2 separate regions of the Homo sapiens genome follow, and region 1 is linked to region 2. Evidence: read pairs that join two places in POLR2A ChIA-PET (ENCODE). Cell type or tissue: GM12878. All regions are shown on one strand. Each heading gives the region's core, and the rest is flanking DNA. Links, peaks and the distances in the headings are about the cores only.

Region 1 (4,520 bases), core at 251-4,250, 91 kb before region 2:
AGCCTGGGCAACAGAGACTCCGTCTCAACAACAACAACAAAAAATTGCCTGCTAAGCCTAATTCACAGTTTAAGCTAATTTCTTTGCTTGGAGTCTAATAATATCCAAGCAGGTGCATGTTTTCAGTAACATCTCGCCTAGTCATATGTCTGAAAGAACAAAACTGAAAGTTCTTTCCTTAGAGGCCTTTAACCCAAGCCGCTCTTCTCTAGCTCAGTCACAGCCTTCACCAAGAAGTCCTGAAAAGATAGAACTCTTGCATTACCGTGCTGGTTCTGGGTGTTTGCCTTTGCAGAGGCGCCACCTGCCAAGCAGTTCTGGCACCAGGGAGCAGGTCTGTGATGACAGGAGAGAGACAGTGGCTGTGACTCTGGCTCTTAAACCACAATGGAGGGATTCAAGTTAGCTTAGGTAGCTCTCAGAGGAGACTAATGAGGGAAGGAAGGAGCAAGGGGGGAAGGAAGGTGCCCCTGGGAGTGTGTCTCACTTCCCTTGCTGGTTCATCCGAGAAGGCAGGGACCCTGGCTTGCTGATGGTTGCATCCTCTGTGGCATTTAACGTGGCATGCTGGTTATACCCACTGTAGGGGGCACTCAGCAAATATTTATTGAATTCTTCTTTGAGACTCATTAAGACCAATAAAGGGGCTGTATTATATCATCAAGCAAGTGGGTTGTGGATGGGGGTGGGAGGTATTGCTTCAGCTATATTTTATATTCTTTAATGGGATTGCACCAGTTGTGTGTCTTTCTACAGAACTAGAGGAGCTTTCAGGATATTTGCTTGGGTGGACGTGACCCATAGTGTGTAGTGTTCTTTTGGTGGGCTCTTCTTATCAGTAATGAGATTAATTTTTCCATTGCCAAACTCCATGAGGTAAACAGTTTGTGATTATTTCATGTCAGTTTCATTTTTCACTCAGCATGATGTTTCACTGTTAAAAAAATGAACCTTGGCCCAGAGTTGTCCTCTCATGTATTAAACATGACTTCCTTTGTTAGTAGACTAATTTATAATTATAATTCAAAACCATCCCATTCTCCAGTGGATTATTTCCCCCCTCTCTGTCAGATGAAGGAATAATTGTTTGTCTGGGCTGCAGGAGTGTCTGTCATGGAAACCGAATTTTTCTGTACATTCTCTGAACAAACAGTGCTGTCACATCCCTAGAACCTGACATTGTCATTGATCTCCAGTTGAGTCAGAGAAGTTTGTTGACCAAGGTAAATCAGATCTCTCTTCTCTTAAAGCAAATGGCCCATGACTCCTGAGGGGCCACTAGGAGTGAGAGAATCACCTGTACAGGGGGCCACAACTGTGGCTAGGAATGTGTTACTTGAGGCGGTGCTTCCCAGCCATGACTCAGTCACCTGGGGAGCTTTTTAAAAACGCTGTGCTGGGGCCCCATCCTATGTGAATGAAATTGGAATCTCTGGGAGTGGGGGCCGGCATCTTTTCTTTTTTAAAAAAAAAATGTTTAAGGCCAGGCTCAGTGGCTTACACCTGTAATCCCAGCACTTTGGGAGGCCAAGACAAGAGGATCACTTGAAGTCAGGAGTTTGAGACCAGACTGGGCAACAATGAAAGACCCCATCTCTACCAAATAAACCAGCAAAAAATGTTTTAAGGCCCAAGTGACTCTGATGTGCAGCCAGGATGAGGCCTTCAAGTAATTTTTGTACCTTAATCCTGGAAAGAACAAATGCATCTCCAAATTCCCAGTCACGTCACAGAGCACGGGACCAGACTAGACACAGCATTTGGCTCATTTTACAGAGAGGTTAGGATTGATAGAGTCCGCTAGTTAGTGTTAGAACTAGAAATAAAGTTCTAACTTTATTTCTAGTTCTAGGCGTGGTGGCTCATGCCTGTAATCCCAGCACTTTGGGAGGCTGAGACGGGCGGATCATCTGAGGTCAGGAGTTGGAGATCAGCCTGGCCAACATGGTGAAACCCCGTCTCTACTAAAAAAATGACAAAAATTAGCCAGGCGTGGTGGCGCGTGCCTGTAATCCCAGCTGCTTGGGAGGCTGAGGCAGGAGAATTGCTTGAACCCAGGAGGCAGAGGTTGCAGTGAGCCAAGATCCCACCACTGCACTCCAGCCTGGGGAACAAGAGTGAAACTCAATCTCAAAAAAAAAAAAAAAAAAAAAAAAAAAAACCTAGAAAAAAAGGAACCTAATATTACATTTTCTCTACTGTACTATATCATTCAACTTTTAAAGAGCAGGTAATTTAATGGATTTTTTCCTTTGAATACAAACTGTTGAAATTGCTTTTATCAGCTTTAACTAATAGGCCTTATATTAAAACATATTTAGTTACTGAATTGTAAGATGTTTAAATGTTTATTTAAAGTTACCCGACTTATGCTTGTTTATTTATTTATATATTTGTTTATTGCCTTTTCCATATATTAAGAGGCTTAAGAAATCAAAACAATGTTGTTTTCCAGGCTCCTTCACAGTATCCTGATGGGTAAAATCATCTTCATGGTTTTAAAAGAACCTTCCATAACAAAAATGAAATAGCCATTGCGAGTGAGGAGAAGGGATTTGTAGAAGGAGTGAGTTAGTTAAAGCACAAGAAGAAGCTTGTGAACCAACAGGAACTTTCCTATCAGGGTGGGAACATATGTTTTGGAAGCAAATGGTGGGAGGGTGCAGGCTGTGACACTCCCTTCCCCTTTTCATGTGAGAGCTGGCTATTAGCCTCATTGCCTGAGTCAGGCAGAGTTCCCTCGAAGGGTTTTTATAGCAGGTGCCGAGCTGACAAGCCCAACTGTAGAACACAGGAGAGGACCAGTCAGTTGTCTCAGCTCCCGGACCCATCTCAGTTGTTTCTCAGAGGATCTTTATTAGCTGGTTTAGAAACAGGAGGACACTTGCTTTCAAGCATCACATTGAGTGGGCTGGACCAAATCCAAAACTCTGCTGGAACCAAGTTGACAAATGTCAGTAGAATTGGGAGCCCGCTCTTTGAATACAACCTTGGAATGGGGCTTGGCACCTGGCCTGAAAGCGCTGTGTGGACTCCAGCACCAGGGCTGTTTCCTAATTTAACTTAATGCTTAAAGGAAATCCCAAGTGGCAGACCAGTTCTGCACTCCTTGAGCAGATAGGCATTTAGCTGTTTTTAAATGTAAAATCATTTTAGCTGTTTTTAAATGTAATCATAGGGCCAGTATCTTGTTTCTATATGTGTGTTTGCCCCATATGATGAAATTGTATGCATTCTTTCAGCAAGTGAGAGTCCGGAGGTTCTGTACTAGCTAGCTGTGCAACTTTGGGCAAATGAGTTATTTCCCCCTCTGCTTCCTCATCTGTAAAACAAAGCAACGGAACCAGAAAATCTCTTTGGTGGGCCTGTTTCCAAATGTCTTCCCAAATTAGGATCACCATTTAGGTGAAAGCGACTAGTCCCCCAGCCGCCTCTTTTTCTGGTGCAGCCTCATACGGGGAGGTAGAAGATGGGAGGGCTGCTTTGCTTTGAGCCTCCCAGCTTCCTAGCTCTTGAATGTAGTGAATTTCATCTGTTCATCCATTTATTTATCAACTTTTTGAGTACATATTTTATGCCAAGCACTGTTTGAGATGCTTGGGAAACATGAACAAAACAAAGACCCCCGCCCTCATGGAACTTCTACCTAGTTGGTTGGGATAGACAACAGCATGGTAAATACATTATATAGAATGTGATAAGGTGATAAAATTCTGCAGGGGTTGCAGGGGAGAAACATAGAGCAGAGCAAGGGAGATGGAGGCCTCGTAAGTTGCCACACACCGTGGTGTGGTTTCATCGGCTCTCGCTCACCTGTCTTGTATAGGGCCTAGGGCCTTCCCTGACCACTGTACTCTCGTAGACTAGATCCCTTCCTGCACTCCAAATAGCACCACGTCACTTAGTGTTGGGGTAATGTACAGGTTGGTGCTCCTGTTTGTTTCTTGTCTAATCTTCTGGAGGACTGGTGTTGATAGTCCTCAGGTATGTCTGAAAATCCTGAGCAAATATGAGGGACTGAGCGTGAACATTGTTGATTTTTCTTTACTTTCTATTTCTTTTTTCTTTTCTTTTTCTTTTTCTTTCTTTTTTTTTGAGATAGAGTCTCACTGTGTCGCCCACACTGGAGTGCAGTGGCGTGATTTTGGCTTACTGCAACCTCCGCCTCCCGGGTTCAAGTGATTTTCGTGCTTCAGCCTCCCGAGTAGCTGGGATTACAGCCATGTGCCAATACGCCCAGCTAATTTTTGTATTTTTAGTAGAGACGGGGTTTCGCCATGTTGCCCAGGTGAGTCTCAAACTCCTGGCCTCAAGTGATCCACCTGCTTTGGCCTCCCAAAGTGCTGGGGTTACAGGCATGAGCCACTGCGCCTGGCCACATTGTTGATTTTTTTAAAAATTTTTATTATTTATTTATTTTTTGAGATGGAATCTCACTCTGTCGTTGAGGCTGGAGTGAGGGCAGTGGCATGATCTCTGCTCACTGCAAGCTCCGCCTCCCGGGTTCACACCATTCTCCT
Region 2 (4,257 bases), core at 258-4,257:
CTCCGCCTAAAAAAAAAAAAAGGCTGGGCGCGGTGGCTCATGCCTGTAATCCCAGCATTTTGGGAGGCCAAGGCGGTCAGATCACGAGGTCAGGAGATCAAGGCCATCCTGGACAACGTGGTGAAACCCCATCTCTACTAAAATACAAAAAATTAGCCGGGCGTGGTGGTGCATGCCTGTAGTCCCAGCTACTCAGGAGGCTGAGGCAGGGGAATCTCTTGAACCCAGGAGGCAGAGGTTGCAATGAGCTGAGATCGCACCACTGCACTCCAGCCTGACAACAGAGCAAGACCCCGTCTCAAAAAAAAAAAAAAAAAAAAAAAAGAAAAGAAAAAAATACAGAGGAGCAAATGGTAGAATGGTAGAAGAAGCCCAGTTGGTTGATGCGTCTTTGATGTTCACCTCTTCTGGACCACAGCCTTCAGACTTCTTGTGTGAGAAAAAAATCTTACTGACGGAGCTGCATTAGTTTGTTTCTACTACATGAAGTGAAACCAATTCCCAATCAATGCACACGGGAAAGCTGAAAATAAAGACATAGGACCTGGGCGCAGTGGCTCACACCTGTAATCCCAGCACTTTGGGAGGCCAAGGTGGGTGGATTGCTTGAGCCCAGGAGTTCAAGATCAGCCTAGGCAACATGGTGAGACTCCCATCTCTACAAAAAAAAAAAATACAAAAATTAGCTGGGCATGGTGGTGTGTGCCTGTAGTCCCAGCTACTCTGGAGGCCGAGGTGGGAGGATTGCTTAAGCCAAGAGGTGGAGGCTGCAGTAAGCCGTGATCGGGCCACTGCACTCCAGCCTGGGTGACAGAGTGAGACCCTGTCTCAAAAAAAAAAAAAAGAAAAAAGAAAACACACACACACACACACACACACACACAAACCATAGAAAGAGAGACGGAAAAGCTCAACACTGTTCAACACTGTAAAGATGTCATATGTGACCTCAATAAAAATCTGAATAGGTTTCTTGTAGAATTGCATAAAGAACAGTAACCAATGACTAGGAGAGCTCTGAAAAAGAATAATATTAGGGCATTATCCTTCCAAATGCTATAATATTATAATTAAGACAGCATGGGCCGGACACGATGGTTCACACCTGTAATCCCAGCACTTTGGGAGGCCAAGGCGGGTGGATTTGCTTGAGCCCAGGAGTTCAAGACCAGCCTGGGCAACACAGGGAGACCTTGTCTCTACAAAAAAATACAAAAATTAGCTGGTGTGGTGGTGTGCACCTGTAGTCCCAGCTGCTTGGGAGGTTGAGGTTGAGGTTACGTGAGCCTGGGGAGGCCTAGGCTGCTGTGAGCCATGATGGTGCCACTGCACTCCAGCCTGGGCAACAGAGTGAGACCCTGTCTCAAAATTTTTTTTTTTTTTAAATAAATACATAGAAAAAGATGTAGCAAACAAATATTAACAAAATGCTGGTTTAGCAATACCAATCAGATTCTATAGAATTCAGACAAGATCAGGCATGTTCAGAGTGCTATGGCTGGCTATAGACAGAATTCAAAAAGAAAAGGATTGAATGGGACAGAAAAAGATATTTCATTTTTATCAAAAAAAATAACTGAATAGAACATATAAGGCACGAATCCTTAGACACCTAACAACATAGCTTCAAAATATATAAGGCAAAAACTGAACTACAAGGAAAAATTGTCAACAATGGATATTTTAACCATTTTTCTCACTGATCAAATAGACCCCCAAAAATTTAAGATGTGGAAGATTTGTACAGCACAATTAGAAAGACCGATCAAATAAATGGTAAAATATTTTCATAACCAGTAAGTGGGGTCCAGAAATACAACCATATGATTTGCGGAGCTGCCTTATTTTGAGGTTAATGAGTGGCCTTGGAGAGCCTGCACAGCTGGGGTTCCCCATCAGCCCAGGCCAGCTAGGTTTAGTGCCACCTGGTGGCAGTTGTCTCCTCCAGAATAAAACACTTAACCTTTACAAGGTGGAATATGTTTTTATTTATATTTATATATTTTTTGAGACAAGGTCTTGCTCTGTTGCCCCCCTAGGCTGGAGTGCAGTGGTGGGATCACAGCTTACTACAGCCTCAACCTCCTGGGTTCAGGTGATCCTCCCACCTTAGCCTTCTGAGTAGCTGGGACTACAGGCAAGTGCCACTATGCCCAGCTAATTTATAAATTCTTTTTTAGAGATGGGGTCTCATTCTGTTGACCAGGCTGGTCTCAAACTTCTGGGCTCAAGCAATCTACCTGTGTCAGCCTCCCAAAGTGCTGGAATTACAGGCATGAACCATCGCACCTGACCAGAATATGGTGGTTGTTTTTTTTTTTAATCTTCTTTGTGCTTAGTTCAGATTGTCTTTCATGAATATGAATTACTTTAAGAATAAAAAACTACATTTTTCTAAGCCCCTACCCTTCTTGTCTATAACATGAAGAAGGCAGTTTGAATGAGCCCTAAGATTCCTCTAGCTACACAGGGCTACGAGTCGGCACCAAACAAGCCTCCCAGCTCTTGACATTGGCTGCACCGACTCTCCTGGTTTATAGCTGCATCTGCTCCAGGGCCCTCAAGCTTGTGGCCTGGGCTGAATCACCCTCTGCTCTGAGCCTGTCATTGTTTCCCAGGCCTTTCCCATCTCAGGAAAATTTTCCCCAGTGTTATCCTCTCCCTCTCTCAGCCCCAGGTCTAATTCATTCCTTACTTTTTTTTTTTTTTTTTTTTTGAGACAGAGTCTTGCTCTGTTGCCCAGGCTGGAGTGCAGTGGCGTGATCTCTGCTCACTGCAACCTCCACCTCCCAGGTTCAAGTGATTCCCCTGCCTCAGCCTCCCTAGAAGCTGGGATTACAGGTGTCCGCCACAACCCCCGGCTAATTTTTATATTTTTAGTAGAAACAGGGTTTCACCATGTTGGCCAGGCTGGTCTTGAACTCCTAACAGGTGATCTGCCCACCTCAGCCTCCCAAAGTGCTGAGATTACAGGCCTGAGCCACTGCACCTGACTGTCCTCTACTTTTGTAGAACACATTACTCATCTCTTTGCTCATCATTTTCCCCCCACAGATTTGGACTCACCAGTTGACACATTTAGGGCAATTTCCCAAAGTTTATATCTCCAAATATTAATTCCAAAGCTATTAAATTATTTAAAAGGCCTCAATCACCAAATCTGGGAAATGCCAGATTAAATAAAAGTTCCATATTTACAGCAAGACTTTTCAGAGGCTTTTAACATGACAACAAAATATTCTCCAAGAGGAGATATAACACATTTATCTCCAATTATTGCCTTTGATTTAAAAAAATCAACAAAGGAAGTATGTTTGTTATGGCAAAGACAATGCTATATTTTCACCAAATCTTTTTGCATTTTCCTCTTTCTGGGTACTCAGGAAGACAACACTCTCAGCCACCACTGCAGTTAGGTTGGGGCCATGTGACTAATTCTGGCCAATGGGAGTAGAAGAGACATGTGTTGCTTCTGAGCCACAGTCTTGAGGAGCAGAACACGCTCCTCCAGCACCTTCTCCCTTGGACACAGTGATCGGTGATTGTGGAGGCCTCCCAGCTACTCGGGAGGATGAGGCACTAGAATCGCTTGAACCCAGGCGGCAGAGGTTACAGTGAGCCAAGATCGCGCCACTTCATCCAGTCTGGGCGACAGAGCGAGACTCCATCTCAAAAAAAAAAAAAAAAAAAAAGTGTGTGGCACCTCCTGCTCCTGTTGCTCCTGCTTTCGCCGTGTGATGCATCTGCTCCCTCTTTGCCTTCTGCCATGATCGGGAGCTTCCTGAGGCCTTCCAAGAAGCAGATGCTGCTACGCTTCCTGTACAGCCTGCAGAACTGTGAGCCAATGAATCCTCTTCCTTTATAAATTACCCAGTCTGAGGTATTCCTTTACAGCAATGCGAGAACGGCCCACCTCCTTCTTCCGGGGCTGCAGAGGGAAGAAACTGAGGGATAAAGAAGGATGATGGTGAAAAGAAAAACATTTTAAAACCACAGCTACTGCTTAGCACACCTGCTCCTCCCCTCCCACGGGTGAACCATGCCGGCCTCTCGATGTGGCAGAGTGGGGAAATATTTGTTTTTTATTTATTTTTTTAGACGGAGTCCCGTTCTGTGGCTCAGGCTGCAGTGCAGCGGGGCGATCTCGGCTCACTGCATCCTCCGCCTCCTGGGTTCAAGTGATTCTTCTGCCTCAGCCTCCCGAGTAGCTGGGACTACAGGTGCGTGCCACCACGCCTGGCTAATATATATATATAT

What was found. Peaks named below come from ENCODE experiments on the same cell type or tissue, not always from the same donor. Only the 100,000 strongest peaks of a DNase experiment are listed, where the experiment ranks them.
Region 1: POLR2A ChIA-PET joins it to region 2 with 11 read pairs; 17 of 35 experiments call an interaction of 5 or more read pairs at or near these places.

The regions. Positions count from the first base shown.
Region 1 is chr17:64,117,018-64,121,537 of GRCh38, reverse strand. The region is part of intron 1 of ERN1 (endoplasmic reticulum to nucleus signaling 1); the gene reads left to right. Among named protein-coding and RNA genes, the nearest start is that of ERN1, 11 kb to the left of the region's middle. RefSeq lists enhancers at 71-210, 441-500. In GM12878, for the core only: a CTCF peak has its summit at 302; no DNase peak of the experiment used is centred there; H3K4me3 peaks cover 558 bases; H3K27ac peaks cover 1,452 bases.
Region 2 is chr17:64,026,732-64,030,988 of GRCh38, reverse strand. No RefSeq gene overlaps it. Among named protein-coding and RNA genes, the nearest start is that of ICAM2, 8.2 kb to the right of the region's middle. In GM12878, for the core only: a CTCF peak has its summit at 1,918 (motif pointing left); no DNase peak of the experiment used is centred there.